Linked DNA regions of Mus musculus: region 1 is linked to region 2. Evidence: chromatin loops called from intact Hi-C (ENCODE). Cell type or tissue: heart. All regions are shown on one strand. Each heading gives the region's core, and the rest is flanking DNA. Links, peaks and the distances in the headings are about the cores only.

Region 1 (8,122 bases), core at 1,797-5,796, 150 kb after region 2:
GAAAACTAAACTAGTAAGGATACAGGAAATTAATTTCAAATTCAAAGATTTTACAAAACTATCCGTTACTACAAAGCAAGCTTCCTAAACAGATATCCAATACCAGATGTTCAGTCCTACAAAGAATATACACATAAGCAATATTCAATAGGCTTCTGCAAGTTGCATTTATATATTTATTTAAACACACAATGATAATAAATAGCAAAAGAGGATATGTATCTGAGAGGGTTGGAAGGGGGATAAATGATGTAATTATATTTTAATTAAATAAAAAATTTAAGATGATGAGTGGATATGGAATGGGGGTGTGAATTTTAGAAGAGATGAAGGGGGATATATTTATAACCTGTCAGTATGTTTTATGAACAAAAATAAAACTTAAAAAATCTGTTGAAACAAGAGAGACAAATCACGTAAATAATTTAGTTGAAAAACTTCCACAGTATATAGCCAGGCCATTTACATTTTATATTCATAACTAAACACTACACTGCAATAGTAAATGGGGATTGTCTTCACGCATTAAAAAGTACACAAGAAAAGTTATAATTATTCAGACAATAAAATGTAGCAATAGTGTAAAAACTTTCCCCTTTCTCTTGAACTTTCAGTTGACCCGAGCTTCAGTGTGTATAACTTAAGTTTCTCTTTAACCGTGATCATTACTGTATATTTAACTTTTAAAGCCAATGACACCATTTGTATTGGAATAGCTACCAGAAGGTCCGGCTGGAGATGACCACTGTTGCTTCTAGGCAAGCCTGAAATTGGCATTTTACTAAAATGACATTTTCCTCCTGCTACACATGCCAGTGATTGTGCCTTTGGGGATAATACAGTTTTAGGTATACGTTTCCTCTTTTCTTATTTGCAATGAAATCATCCTTGCCAAGCTTTTACACTTTGGAGGACACCAAAAGAATTTACCAATTTCACAACTACTGGTGTTTGGTTCTCTCTAAAAGCGAGCCTTTTGACCACCGCCGACAAACACCTTCTCAGCCCCCGGTTGACGTCTACAGACGAGCGCGTTCGGGGGCGCGGACGGCGCGGAAGGCCTCGCGAAGCTTCATCATAAACGCCAACTGCAGTCGAGAGAGCGGTTTCTAGGTGACATCTCGGGGCGGAGACCGAAGCTTCAGCCCCGGATGACGGCTCGAAATTACGACAACCCGCCGGGACGCCCGGCGGCAGCTCCTTACGTGCGCGGACGAGGCGTGCAGGCGCTAGGCGCCGGAAGCCCGCGGACGCCGGTCCGCGCCCGAAGCGGCGAGCGGGGGGCGTGCGGCCGCGCCAGGCCTTCTCTCGGGGCGGGACCCGCGCGGAGCCTCCTCACTCACGCGGGCCCCGCGCCGTCCCGCGCCGAGGGCCGCATTTCCCCCGCTCCCCGCTGCCTAAGCGGCGCGTCCGCCGCCCGCCTCGTTCCCTGGGCCTCTTCAAGTCCGCCGGTCGTCCCACCCCTGCCGGGAGAATACTTTAGGATGTCCCCCAGGCACCGGGCGACGACAGGGTCAGAGCAAATGCCATCGAAATTCAGCGGTCGCTGAGAGAGCAGGCCGCTTGTTGCCAGGGCAACGGCTGTACTCTCGCGAGACTTTGGGGAGCTTTAGTGATTTCTTCCTAGGGACAGCTGTGAAGGTGGTGAGGTTTTTGGCGGGAGACATTGATGCTAGGGGATGATGGGAACTCCTGGCTTGGCTTATGGTATGGACCGGTTTGAGCATTGCAGGAGGGAGAGTTTAGCACTGGGGAAGATGCGACTGCAGTTTGTTCTGAGTGACTATAACTTGTTTGCTAGGTGCCTGCGCTGAGAAGGCAGTAGAACATACAGTTTAAGGCTTGTGTCTAGAGCCCCCCTTGACTTTTAACAACCTGATGACCACGGGCAAGTTAATTTTCTGAACTGAACCTTATTAATAAAAATGAACTAATTTATTTGAAGTTAAAAGGTTGAGTTCTATTTTGCACAATTATAATTCATTCTTATTCTGGAAGTGAGACTTAAAATACTTGATTTGGAGGAGTCATGGTTATATGTATAAGGGTAAATTCTCAAAAATTTCATCAGCTTAGAAATTCTTTGTTAGCCAACACTTTCACAAAGCAAATCTCCCACCTTGCCTTATTTAAGTCAATAAGACCCCCACAGCAGTCTTAGGATCTGTGTTTGTGTGTGTATATTTAACCCTGATTTGTTGGTCACTTTTCACTTTGGTGGATAATACAGTTGGAACAGTTTTCCAAGTAAAGTTAATAAAAGAAAAACCCATATAGACAAAAAGAATGAGGAGGTGTTCAGTGCCCTCATGGTTCGCATTAAGCGCTTCAGTTTCAGCATGGAAATGGGTTAGCATCTCTAGATTTGTTAACTTTCTGGGAATGTGTTTGTGTCAGACCTTGAGACTTTCTGTTTCTTTGGGCATTGGCCTGAGGAAATGAAGTGTGCCATTGATCACACTTGTTTGAAAACTAGTCTTCATAGTTAGTTGTGCTTGGTTTTATGCCATGTGTATATCACTAACGGAGACAATGCTCAGAGACTCTCTGGTTTGAGGGTATCCTCAAAGCTCCAGTACCGAAATTTACTTGCTCCTGTGGATATGTAAGAACAGAAACATAACCCTACTTCTGTTTATATGTGGGGCCGTTCAGGGGTAAGTAAGATGAATGAGACCATCGGCGTGGAGTTCTCATAATTAAAACTTAGTGGCTCTATAGGACAACAGAGGGCACCCACTCCCAGTTTCTGCTAAGGGGTACCATTTGGTCACTTGGGACTCTCTGCCTGCAAGTCCGTCACCAAATGTGTTCCCTTGGCTTGTACCACTAGAATCACAGTCAAGCTAGACTTTTCTTAAAACATCCCCCGCTGGTGGTATTGTGCTGTTGGACAGTAAATAGGGTAAGCCAGTTTGTTTTATATGGAATCTATTGTTTTTTGTTGTTGTTGTTGTTGTTGTTGTTTTGTTTCTCTTTACTCATGGATAAAGGCTATAGGCTGTCAGGTTCACAAGATGGAGCTCCAAGAAACATCCCAGCCAGATAGGGAAGAGGCAAAGATAGGACTTAAATCATGTATGTATGTATGTATGTATGTATGTATGTATATTCAGCCCAACTATGCACATTAACATATGTCAACAAATATTTATAGAGAATGCTATTAGTGCATAAGAGAATTACTTAGAAATTCTCAAAGCTTTGAAAAGTCACATTCATTCATTACTCACCTGACCTTTACGGGTTAGTTTTACATCAGAGACTATTGACCGTGAAAGGCCATTGCAGAGTTTTTTAATGGGGATTACATCCTAATGGGAGAAGACAATAATAGAACCAGGCAGATGAAAGTTGCTATGGAGGGAAAGAAAGCTTAGCAGTGCTGGGGTCGAGTAGCTTGGCAGCGTAGTTCTTTAATGTGAGGTGGCTAGGGAAGCCCTCTGCCCAGGTAGCATTTGAACAAGAGACTAAACCTCGTGGTTGACTAGAGAAGACCTCGCTGGTGCAAGTGCTGAGGCCAGGAGAGACATGCTGGCTGTGGTTAGTGTCACTTTAAAGACACATCATATGGAATCCCCTCTCCTCCAGCTAAAGTTAAAATCGCCTTAGAAGCATTTGCTTTAAAACATTTTAAAGTTTTAGAACATTGTTTGTATTGCATTTATAGGGGCATGCATGCTACAGTTCATGTGGAGCTCAGAAGACAACCAGTAGTACTAAGCCCACTCTTCCTTTACCTGGACTCTGGGAATTGAACTCGGGTTGTTCTGCCTGCATATATGTCTTCAGACCAGAAGAGGGCACTAGATCTCATTACAGATGATTATGAGCCACCACGTGATGGTTGGGAATTGAACTCAGGACCTCTGGAAGAGTAGACAATACGCTTAACCTCTAAGCCATCTCTCCAACGTCCATGGGCTTTCCACTTTTAATTAAGTTTTTTTTTTAATTTTGATTTTAGACGGGAGCACACACTGGAAATTGAATTCTTTGTTCTTAAGTTAAAATGATAATAAAGCCTGGAGTAAAGTTCTCAAAGATGGGCCCATTGGACACGCAAACTTTATATGCCCCAGTACAGGGGAACACCAGGGCCAAAAAGGGGGAGTGGGTGGGTAGGGGAATGGGGGTGGGTGGGTATGGGGGACTTTTGGTATAGCATTAGAAATGTAAATGAGCTAAATACCTAATAAAAAATGGAAAAAAAAAGTTCTCAAAGATGTACTGAGTTGTGCTCCGGTCTCTGTGATCCCACCACTGAAAGCTACTGGACAGACTCCTCCTTCAGGAGGCAGATGGAGCCTGCAGTAATTCCCTCTTCTTTCACGTGACAGTAGGAATCCCAATGCTTAAAAAAAAAAAATAAGAGAGAAAAAGAATATGTAAATACATACCTGTATTATCCCGAAAGGCACAGTCACTAGGGCAGACAATCAGGAGCAAAATGCCATCTTGGTAAAGTGGCAAAAGTGTAAGCTATGTTAGGACTGTAACTTATTTTTGAATAATTTGCCATGTGGAATGTATTAAACATCTAGATAAGGAAACAAGGTGACCAAAGCATTCATTCTTTATGACATCATAGAAGTTAGTTATTGTGGGAACTTTGAGGTCTTTTCACCCAGTTGAATTGATGAAGCCATTCTAGGAACTGGGAGCCAGAGGCTAGACCAGTACCTGTCTGTACCTTCCTTGCACGAAGGGCCAAACCTCACAGTGTTTCCAAGCTCACATCTTGAAATCTGTTCCACTCAGCAGCTAACCAAGACTCAGCTGGCTTTGCTTGCTCTCTCTCTCTCTCTCTCTCCCTCCGTCCTTTCCTCCCTCTCTTTTTCAAGATTTTTGCCTCTTGTTGAGATTAAGACATCCTGGGGCTAAGGGGCCAAAGATGATTTTACCTGGTCAAGTTACTGTCTATTGTTTGATCTCACACACACTTGTCTGTGGACTTCATGAGGAGAGCAACTTCAGCTTTCTTCCCCCTACACTACACATACACACACACACACACAGCTGTCTTCAAGCCAAATTTATAAGCAATAATCTGTTGTGACAGAAGTGTAGTAATTAAGAGCGTGGGCCTAGGAATCTACTACTGGTGGTCAGTTCTCTTGTGACTTAACAGCTCACCAACTGTTGGCATGTTTTAAAAGTTCTTTATGCTTCAATTCATTTACCTGCAAAATGGGGATACTATTACTAGTGCCTGTCTTGTAGGATTATTGAAAGGATTAAAAGGGTGAAGAACATGTCAAGTTCTAAGTAATTACCTGTATTTCACTCATGTTACATGAGGGGGCAGGTTCCAGCCACTACTCTCTTCTGACATAACACAGTGCCTTTCAAGGTATCCCCATGGGATTTCAAGATATCCCCTTGGGACCAGTGGCATTGTTTGTTAGTGCTTTTTATAGAATGTAAATCCTCAGGCTCCAACCCAGACCTATGGAATCAGAAAGGGACAGACTAGTCTATTTACCAAGTCTAGTAGGTCATCCTGTTCTTACCTCCAGTTTGAGAACCAATGGCATAGCAGGTTAAGTGTAGACTCTGAAACTGAAACTACAGTACCTAGTTGGGTGGCCTGAAATAAAACTCCGTGCCACAGTTTTCTTGTAGACAGGAATACACCACCACCTGTCTGACAGTGTTCTGAGCTTAAGGGTTGGTCCTAGTGAGTGCTCTCATTTGTTCAATGTTAGAAGCATATGTTCTGGGAAAAAGTGGAGGAGGAAAGGACAGGAAAGGGGGAAGAGGGGGAGGAAGAGCTGGGCTCTCAAAGCACGGTCTGCAAAACAACAAAGCCAGCACAGAATCATTTGAAATGCAGGCTCTCGGGGCCCATCCAGACCTATGATGTTCATATTTTACAAAAACACGCCACAGCAAAGTTCTGCTATTAAGTCTGGAGTGGAATGAAGTAAATGGTCAGTATTCTCTGTGGAGCTGGGATGGATGAGTTAACGCACAGACTAGAAAGCTGGGAATGATACAATGAACAAATACCCATGCCTCCTCCAGCCTCTGGAGCAAGTGCCCAGATCTCACCCTCATACTGCCAGACCTAGCTTTTACTCTTATTTTGAAGGAGAAATTTTAAAATGTTCTGTCAGCTGTCCACTTCCGAGTATTTTTGAATATTTGGTTAGAAAAGTCCCTGTAGTAAGAACTGTTTTAAATATGAACTGTGGCAACCATGCTAACAATCATTTGTAATCTCAGCTGTGGCAACCATGCTAACAATCACTTGTAATCTCAGCACTTGAGAGGTGGGGGCAGGAGGGACAGGAGTCCGAGGTCATTCTTGGCTTCATAATGAGTTCCAGGCCAGCCTGGGCTACATGAAATCCTGTCTCAATGTTTTTGTTTTGTTTTGTTTTGTTTGTTTGTTTTTTCCTTTAGAGAGTGAAACCAACCCTCAATGTGAAGTGCAAGTGTTTTGCCCTGTTCTCTTTATTATAGCCACAGTTCTCACAATCAATTAGAGCATCAAAGAATGCACGAGACAGAGACATCTGGAAGAATTCCATTTATTGTGGATGCATTTTCACAATATATTTTTATTGCAGCGATCAATTATCAGTGAAAAATATTAAGTGTTTATAAGGTTTTTTAACAATGGCAGATTCACAGAACATGCTAGTCAGCTTGCAGTTTCCTCTCTTAAAGATAACAGAGAGCTGTAATCAAACAAGTAGAGGAGGAATTTGCTTCTTCAAAGGTTAAATCCAAACGGAGAAAAATCTACCCTAAAACTCATCGTCATCCAAATGTTGGAATAAAATTTAGGATCAAAACAGTCATCTCACAACTTTGAACGTTCTTAAAAGCAAAAACAACAAGCAAAAAGCCTGTAAGATATAGCAAGAGAAGGCCTCATTAACATGAGCATGATCCCTCAGCATCTGCCTAAGATCGAACTTTGATCCATTGTACTCCAACGATGGAAGTCATTTTCATGGGTGTGCCATGTGCACTCTGTTCGTCTTACCATAGACTTGTGTCTACTCTGTCGGGGGTAGATGACTTGTGCAGTCTTAGTGGCTTTTCTTCCTTTGGCCCAAGTTTGCTAAAAGCTAGGGAATCCAACTAACTCTTACTAATTCACGAGAAAGATAGACTTTTTCAAGGCCAACCCTTGAAAAACCCTCAAGCCAACCCTTTCCTCTTGAAAAGAAATCTGTGGATTGGAAATGTTAGAGGCTCTCCTACTGTGGAAGGAGTGGAGACTAAGATAATTTTGGTTAAGTCAGCTGAGGTATGAGTTTGTACAATGACGCTGTATGCATAGAATGTTCTAGATAAGAACATTTTTGTAAGACACTAGAGTACTTTTATCTATTGGGAAGAATAAAGACGTAAGCTAAAATAGGATCTGATATATGAATGATGAGTTCCTTAAAGAGCCTTGGTGGGAGGGGGGAGTAAAACTACTAAAATTTACATAAAAAATTCAAATTTCAAGATGTTATCAACTTATGACCGTACCAACTGACTAATAAAGGCGGAAACATTTAATTTAAAGAGTGTGAGTACATAAAGATAGGACTGCCATGCTTCTGCTCACGTTACCTGCCTGCTTCTACAGGAGGCAAAGTTGGTCTTTCTTTAGACATCTACATGAATACTAATTTGTGCACTAGTCACCAAAATGCTTGGTTCTAAGTGGTAGAGAAGGAGACACCTTAGATATAATACAGGTCAACTTTTTGACGTGGGGTGGGGGTGGGGGTGAACATCACGGTCGCAAATAAGCAGGGTTTGAGCTTTGTCCAGATTGTAGACTTAATAAAATTCACACTGGACTTCAAGACTGCCCTCAATTATAAACTAAATACTATGTCTTATAAGAAATTTCAACCAATTTTGACACTTGTATTCTCTTTTTTTTTCCAATACTTTTTTTCTTATAAGTCATTGGGCATTGAAAACATAGCTATACCTAACTCCATATTTCTGTTGGCAAATATGAAATATTAATATACTATTGTGATCCTTAATCTTCAAAAGCTGTGATATCAGTTAGTTACAAGGACATACTATGAAATATAATAGTCTAGCACATGAAAGAGTAATCTACCATTAGTGTGTCTGTTTACACGTATGCACATTCATT
Region 2 (8,122 bases), core at 1,600-5,599:
ACACTCTCTAAAGTAGTGTGAAAACCATAAAGTTATCAGATGGGTGGACATCCATCAGAGTTAACGTGAATTTTCAGAGAGGTGAGATGATACACAGTCCCACATTTTTTTCTAAATTCTGTAATAAGCACGCATCATTTAGGAAGACTACCCAAGGCAGGTCATGAGGATGAAGGAAGGTTAAGGCTGTAAGGAATGGGACAGCTGTAAGTAGTGAGAGCAACCCTGATGGCCTTGCTCCCTGGAGGCTGCTGTCACACAGCGCTGCAGGCTCCAGGCTCCAGTATCTGCCAGGTCTCACCTGTCATTCTCGGAATACATTCTGGCATATTCTTCCTTGACCTCCTCTAAGCTGTTGGGATTCCCATCTTGCAGGTTGAAGGATGCTATCGGGGACAGGAGAGCAAGAGTCATAAAGAGAGAAAAAACCAAAAAACCAAAAAACAATAGACCTTTGGGTCTCTCCTGCCTGTCTAGTTCAGGGACCCCAGGAGGAGGCACAGAAATCCCAGACCCTCCCAGCTTTAGAGCATGCAGAGCCATTTCCCACTTCTCCTCCAAGGCATGAGGAGAGAGTCAGGTCAAGTACTAGTCTACTTCCTCTCTGGGCCCTAAAGCTGAGGTCCGATGCCTTTAGCTGTGTCCCATTAGGGAACCCATTGAACCCACAGAGTCTGGGGACCCTTGCCCATGCTGCCAGGGTGCAAATTCCCTGGGGTGGGGGACCAGCTATGGCTGAAGCACAGGGCCAGACACACGGTAGGTTCCTAACATGCATCTCTGCCTTCCCTGGAAAGCCCAAGGCAGCCGTCTCTAGGGAGGGGTCTCTTGCCTTTGAGCTTCAGCAACTTATCCAGGCTTTCTTCCTGTTCCTGAATATGAATCTTTGTCCTATTCAGTACCTGCCACTGAGGACACAGACAGACATTGTTGAAAAGACAGTCTTTCACTGCTGCTGGAACCCTTTTCTCTATGGGCCCAGGAAACCCCTGTCACACTGAGGCCATACTCCCTGCCCCCCGACACCCCCCCCCCCCCCGCAAGTCCCATCCTTGGCCTTGTCTGTGGAATGGATAGGAAGTTGGTCTCAGTGCACAGAATGTATGGGGACATGTTTGCATTCTATAAATGGAAGCTCACTGAAATACCAAAGTGGGAATAAGATGTGTTGAGAAAACGACCCCAGCGGCAGCAGCTGTAGCGTCACAGATGTGTGCACAGGCTGCTTGCGGGTGGGGCACTATGACACGGGGGATCAGCAGACTGAATGTCAACCCCAGGTTTGCACAAAGGCCCACTAGACTTCTGCTCACGTTGTGACCATGTGCAACTCAGTATCTTTTTCTCAAAATGTTTATTTGCTGAATTCATAGACTCTGTGTAGCTAGGTATATAGCTCGCTATGTAGCTAGCTACAGGCATATGCCTATAATCCCAGAACACAGTAGGTAGAGGCAGAGGATCTCGGGAGTTCAATGTCAGTTGCATATTGAGTTCAAGGTCAACCTTGAGATACACGAGACCCTGTTTAAGACAAAAAAGAAGAAAATAATTAAAATATTTTATGTTATCTAAACATATCTAAAAATAGCAAATGTTCTGTGGATTTGAATTCGGAATTTCCCGCCATCACTACAAGCCAAGGGACGGCGGGGATGGGTGAAAGATGCCGGAAGCCAGCAGAGGCGTGAAATTTTCTCTTCTGAGCTCTGTTTCTCAGTAGGGACCCCACTCTTTCACCCTGCAATCCCAAACTTGGCTTTCCTTCGCTACTCACCAGCCCCTCACCTTTTCCAAGGGCAGGTAGGGGGTCTGTGGGGGGGACTCCTGCAGCTGGAAACAGTACAGGTATCAGTTGGAGCCCTGTACCAAATGGTCAGGAGCTACCCTTCTCAAATTTCCACAGAAGCCTAGGCCTACTCAGGAGCTCTTCTAAGGTGTCTTCCTACCTCACCCCAAACTGGGAATCCTCTGGCAATTCTAGTCACAGAAAAGTAAAAGGCTCTGGTTGTTGCTTTGCTGAAGGCGCCATCCTCGGAAGGAAACCAACCAGCTGGGAACGGGTTCCCGGGCATAAAGAGCTCAGGCAGGGAGATGTGAGAAGAGTCAGGCTTGGAGTGGGAACTTTTTTGGCCTTGCCTTCTACCAGAGGGTAAGTGTCTCCCCTCCCCTCTCCTCTCTGCCTTCCTCTCCTCCTCCAGCCTCTGTTAAGACATGAGGAAATACAGGGACTCTCCACTGTGCCTGCCTGTAACGCTCTCACCATTATTAACTTGATTTCTTCTACCAACACCCCACTTACCAGGCCTTTCTCCAGTCTCTGGACAATAATTAATTCATTAATGTATTGTTAATTAGCAGCTAAAAAAGATAACCGAGAAGAGAAAGAGCTGTGTGGTACACACCTGTCATCTGATGGACCAACCTGACTCCATTTTAAGCCATTTTGTCATAGGTCAGAACAAGTTCATTTCTACTTCCTGAACAATTCAACTTGACTGTGCTTTAACCTGTTTCTGAAATTTGACATCTTCCCCTTCCCGTGGAGTTGGACTCACACCTTGATTATACTCTGATTAGATGCTCTGCCAAATAATTTAAAAATGTTCGGCCAAGTTCCGATGTAACCAAAGTTCCTCTGGAAATCCCCTTGAAACCTCCCTAGTCTGGACTGTATAAACTCTACCCTCCCTCTCCTGTGTTCAATGCTGTATTTCCAAACCTCACTTTTGGGGGAGACAGCCCTAACAGATAGAAAATAAAGCTTGTTTAATTTGACCAAAGAATCTGGGGTGATGGCCTTTACTTTCTTTGGTGCGATTAACATCATCCTAGCACCCGGGGAGGCAAAGGCAGGAGGGTGTGATTTCAAGGAGGGTCTATTCTCTGGAAAGTTCTAGGCCAGCCTGGGCTACATGGAGACTGCCTCAAACATCAGCATCAACAAGAAACAAAAAGGGTAGGAAAAGATAAATGTGTGCCTTGAGATACAGGCATACTGAGCCTGCATATGAGTGCCAAGTGTGTATTCACTTCTAGTATTGGTATTGTACATATGTATATGGTGTGTGTGTGTGTGTGTGTGTGTGTGTGTGTGTGTGTGTGTGTGTGTGTAGATAGATATACAGGGTCCCAGAGCATCCATTGGGGGATGACTCTTGCCCACCAAGTAACCACATGATCTCCCTCCAGCCCATAATTTCCTCTCTCAGGTCAGGCTGCTAGGATGCTGGCAGAGAAGCCGGGCTTTGACAGTTTTCCTATGGGCAGCAGGGCTGGCAGCTCTTGGCCAGTCCTTACTTTACAGTCCTATCATGTGGAGACATGTTTCACTATCCCCAAGTCCCTGTACCTTTGAGGCTGTGATATCAGACTGGGAGTAAACTGCCTTCCTTAGGTTGTTGAAGAGCCCTACCAGGGTGGCTCGATGGCGGGCCTGTGACAGGCGTCTGCGGACCACCCGAGGCTCAAGCTTCTGCAGCTGCGCCAATGGCTGGGGTGCCCCATCATCACTGGGTTGGTTGCCTTCTCCAGGGGTGGCCATTATAATCTACAACATAATATACCCCCCTTTAGCCTTGCATAATAGAGATACAACATTGAGGAAGGCAGACAGAGCAAACAGAAAGGACGTAGCCCGCAAGGCAGTGAATATGACCAAGACCCACAATAAACCACAGGTAACCCCAAATCTCCTACTGGAGCTTGGCTCCTAAAATTACAAACCATTTACAGTGGATTTCCAGTTGTCCGGTGAGTCATGAAAGACTGTACCCAAACCCTCTTGACTGGTAGGGAATCTGAAGCTTTCCCAATGCCCATGGCCAAGAAAACTGCTTGGCTGGTGGGAGCCCTGGAGAAATGTGCAGTTCTTGTCTCCACCACAGGGGGGAGACTGTCTCCTAACTTGCTCTCACTGTGGTTGTCAGTCTTCGCTGCCCAGCTTAAGGAGTGAGACTAGCAACAGAGCAACCCCACGGGCTACCTGGCATTGTGGCCTTGATCTCCTTCCATCAGCCTTAGGTTCTCCCAGGTCAGGAGCTAAGGAGGAAACTTGGAGACTCTGCCCCGGGGAGGAGGGTAAAGGCTGGCAGATGGCAAAGGACAGTTGAGTGATTTTCAGTGGCCTCCTGCAAGCTGCCCCCTTGTCATCACCAGCAAAGATCTTCTGCAACTTCCCAAAGATCGTCTCTCCTAATTATTATTATTGACCTGGATTTGCTGTTGTCCCTTACAGGGGCCTAGGTCTATCTTTTTCTGACCAACCTTTTTAAGGGCCTGCTTTGGAACTCCCTATATAGATCTAGCTGGTCTGGAACTCATCCATCCCTGCTATCGGAGTGCTGAAACTAAAGGGATATGCCAGAACATAAGGCCAGGCTGGATGTTTTTATTTAGCATTATTAATTTGTGTGGGTGGGGGGCGCGCATGCGTGAAGGTCAGGGGATAGCCATACAGAACGAGTTCTCTCCTTTCACCTCTTCAGGACCCCAGGGAAGAGCTCAGATTGTAAAGCTTGCATGGTGAGCGCATCTTGCTCTCTGAGCTTCCCAGACTGAACAGCAATGCACTTGGATCCAGGTCAATAGTAACTGTGATTGTGTGGCGCGGCCTCACCCTGGAAAAATACCTCCAGAATCTCCTCGGGATGGGAAAAGGGAAGGCAGGACTGAAGTTAGCGCTGTGCTAAGAATGGGTGACCTAGCACACAGTGAGTGGGGGACCTACTACAGTGTAAACTTAAGGTCAATAAGTGGTTGTGTATGTGTAGGACAGGTTCTTATCATGCAGCCGAAGACAGCCATGAACTCAAGATGTTCTTGCCAAACCGTCCTGAATCCTGGCATTACAAGTGTGTGTCTGTGCCCACCAACTAAGAAGTGAAGTTTAAAAAACAAAACAAAACAAAACTGTTTTAGGGGCGGGAGAGTTGGCTCAGTAGTTAAGAGTGCTTGCTGCTCTTGCTAAGGACCCAAGTTCAAGTCCCAGCATTCTCATTAGGCAGCTTATAACCTCCTCTAACTCCAGCTCCAGGGGGCATCCAAAGCTCTTGGTTCTAGGGGCACTAGTGGGCACACATTTTCACTTACTGTCCCCCCCCCCACCTCTACAAACACATATATTAGAATATTTTAGCTAGGGGTGTATCTTGATGATACAGCACTTCCTGGCTGTGCCTAAAGTGTTACAACAGAACAAACCCTTTTCTTTAAAAACCCTCATAGATTAAGATGTATGAAGAAATCTGCCCTCAGCAGCTTAACGAGTCAGGTCTGTAGAGAGTCTGTATACCCTGGGATTCCAACACTAGGAAGAGCACATCAGCTTGCAACACTCTTAAAAACTCCAGGAAGTTCTGAAGATATGCTTCCTCTAGCCCCGACCCCAGGCCCATGAGTCTGCTGAGTAGCCCAGGCCGACCCGGAACTCTCCTCCTTACTCAGCTTCCAGAGAGCCGGGATTTTAGGCACGCAAGCCCATCCCTTGCATGGTTCTCTAATGGGAGAAATGTTCCCTATTCTGCCCCCTGACCCCCATGCGGCAGCCTCGTCATTTTTGTCACCTAGAACATCACATATCTGTCCTCAGCCCTGGTTTCTACCCATCTAGAGCTGGCTTGTTCTCTGTTTCTTTTGCTTTGCTTCGGCTGGCCTCAAATCCAGATCTGCCCACGAGACCCTTGGTGAGGCTCCATCTCACAGGCGTTGCTGGCATTCTTCCAATCATGTGGCAAAATGCAGGCATCTGCAGGTAGATGTGGCTCAGGCCAACACCCTTGTCTGCACTGCCTTTTCAAATTGAAACAAAGAATCCCATTGACAGCCCTGCTAAGACAAAGATCCCAGGTTAGAAGGAACAGCAGAGGTGATTGATGAAGGCAAGGGCAATGAGACTTAAGAGGAAAACACAGAGCAGAGCGTAGAAGAATCAGCATTTTAGTTCTCCCTAACCATACAGAACTGTTTGTATTCCAAGCATTCACTATTTCACCAATTCAGTTCTTAACAGGCACAGTGAGAGGCGACCAATTAGAGATGCACTAAAGAGCCATGGGAACCAATACTGTGCATCTGCTGACTAAGAAAAGAAGAGAGAGATGCTACAGGGGCAGCAAAGTCCCATGCTCACTCGAAGAAACTGGCACGGCCAGAGGACTGAATGTACGCACCCAGATGAGCCAGGATGCAGGGAACTCAGGATGGAGATACCAGTTTGAAGAAAAGTACTGATTTTGTTGTTGCTGTTGTTGTTGTTGTTGTTGTTGCTGTGGTGGTGGTGGTGGTGGTTTTGTTTTCGAGTCTCAAGACTGTACCTTGGCCTATCCTTAAACTCAGGATCCTCCCGTTTTGGCCTCCCAAGTAGTCGAATTAGAGGTTTGTGTTACTATCCCTAACTGAAGATATTTTTCTCTGAGAGAGAATAACGGCTCACCACTGCAATCCCAGTGTTTGGTAGGCAGAGGCAGAAAGATTGCCCAGATTTCCAGGCCAGTCTAGACTAAGAAGCGAGATTCTGTCTCAGAAATTTCCAGACTTGGGTTGGCTACGTAGATCAGCTGGCAGACTGCTTGCCTAGCTAGCGTGGACGAAGCACTGGCTTCAGTCCCCAACGCCACAGAACCAGAAAACCAGGCAGGTGGCGCTTGAGAAGCAGGGTATCCAAAGTTCACGATCATCTTTACCTACACAGCAAGCTCAAGACTGAGCTCACATACATGAGACCACCTCAAACAAACGCATCAACAGCCCCTCTCAAAAACAAACAACCAAAAACCCAAACAAAAACAAAAACAAACCAACAACCCAAAACAAAAAAAAATACCAAAACCACAACCAAAACCAATCATCACCACCAAAAAACAATAAAAAGAAAAAACAAAACCAACTAACAACAACAACAAAAAGAAAAGAAAAAGACAAAGAAAACACCAAGCAAACAAAATAAAGCAAAAGCAACATAAATATGCCATGAATTCATTATTTTGTATGATAAATGAAAAAAAAACAATTAAAACTTAATTACAGGTAGTGTTACCTAGTATATCAAGATTTTACCTAAAATAAAAGACAGAAAAAAAGAAAGAAAAGAGAAATCTAGGTGGTGGATGAGTAAGGTGTTTCAGAGATGATACAACACATGGTCATGCTATGTAAGGAATGGCAGGCCAGCTTCTGGGTGCGTATAAGGCCAGAGTCACATTGCTAGCTCATTTAGCCAGCCATACGACCAAAATGGGCCAAGAATTCTCTAGATCTTAATTTTTCTACCTGTAACGAGGAGGCAAAAAGCCCTTCAGTAGACTGCAAGCTAAATGCTCTCACTTGGCTTGATTACAGTCTCATTATGTAGCCCTGGCTGGCCTTGAACACATGAACCCTTCTGCCTCAGCCTCCTCAGTGCTGGAGTGACTAATGTATACCACTAGGCCAAGGTCTAAAACAGGCTTTTCTCAGTGCTGGAGTGACTAATGTATACCACTAGGCCAAGGTCTAAAACAGGCTTTTCTCAGTGCTGGAGTGACTAATGTATACCACTAGGCCAAGGTCTAAAACAGGCTTTTCTCAGTGCTGGAGTGACTAATGTATACCACTAGGCCAAGGTCTAAAACAGGCTTTTCTCTTGTCCCCTGCCCCTTTTTTGAGACTTGACTTCACTCTGTAGCTCTGGCTGTCCTGGAACTCACCCTGTAGACCAGGATGGCCTCAAACTCACAGAGAACTGCCTGTCTCTGCCTCCCTAGTGCTGGGATTATTAGTGTGTCCGTCACTGCCCAACCCAGACCACATTTTTATAGCCAAAGATATTTTTTCTATACAAACTCCACTTAATACCAACTCGGAACTAACATTTTGTAAAGTTCCCCAAAGCTAGATGTGGTGAAAGACACCTGTCTCGATCCAACAAGCAAAACTAATGGAGAAGCCAACTGAACTAAATTAATTACTTTCTTTTATTTCCCTAGATTAAATAAAAATAAGTGATCTTATTTTTTTCTAGGTTTCAGAAAACTTTCAAAATTTTTAAGTATCTCTGAAAACCCCTTGCATGTGAGCCTTCTTATTAGCAAGTGGTAGGTAGAAAGGAGCAATATGCTGTACTTGGGCTTTCTTCCATTCCTTA

What was found. Hi-C counts contacts between places; a loop is a spot of excess contacts. Peaks named below come from ENCODE experiments on the same cell type or tissue, not always from the same donor. Only the 100,000 strongest peaks of a DNase experiment are listed, where the experiment ranks them.
Region 1: it touches region 2 in a loop (3.0-fold over the local background); 13 of 42 quality-filtered maps call a loop at or near these places.

The regions. Positions count from the first base shown.
Region 1 is chr6:34,773,868-34,781,989 of GRCm38, reverse strand. Cald1 (caldesmon 1) reads right to left here. Exons shown (of 14, transcript NM_001347100.1): 14 at 6,521-8,122. Agbl3 (ATP/GTP binding protein-like 3) reads right to left here and starts at 1,558. Exons shown (of 20, transcript NM_001289656.1): 1 at 931-1,558. In heart, for the core only: a CTCF peak has its summit at 3,797 (motif pointing right); no DNase peak of the experiment used is centred there; H3K4me3 peaks cover 137 bases; H3K27ac peaks cover 254 bases.
Region 2 is chr6:34,923,147-34,931,268 of GRCm38, reverse strand. Stra8 (stimulated by retinoic acid gene 8) reads right to left here. Exons shown (of 9, transcript NM_009292.2): 2 at 3,353-3,550; 3 at 833-908; 4 at 302-386. The coding sequence starts at 3,544. Among named protein-coding and RNA genes, the nearest start is that of Stra8, 6.3 kb to the right of the region's middle. In heart, for the core only: a CTCF peak has its summit at 3,879; a DNase peak (open chromatin) is centred at 3,948.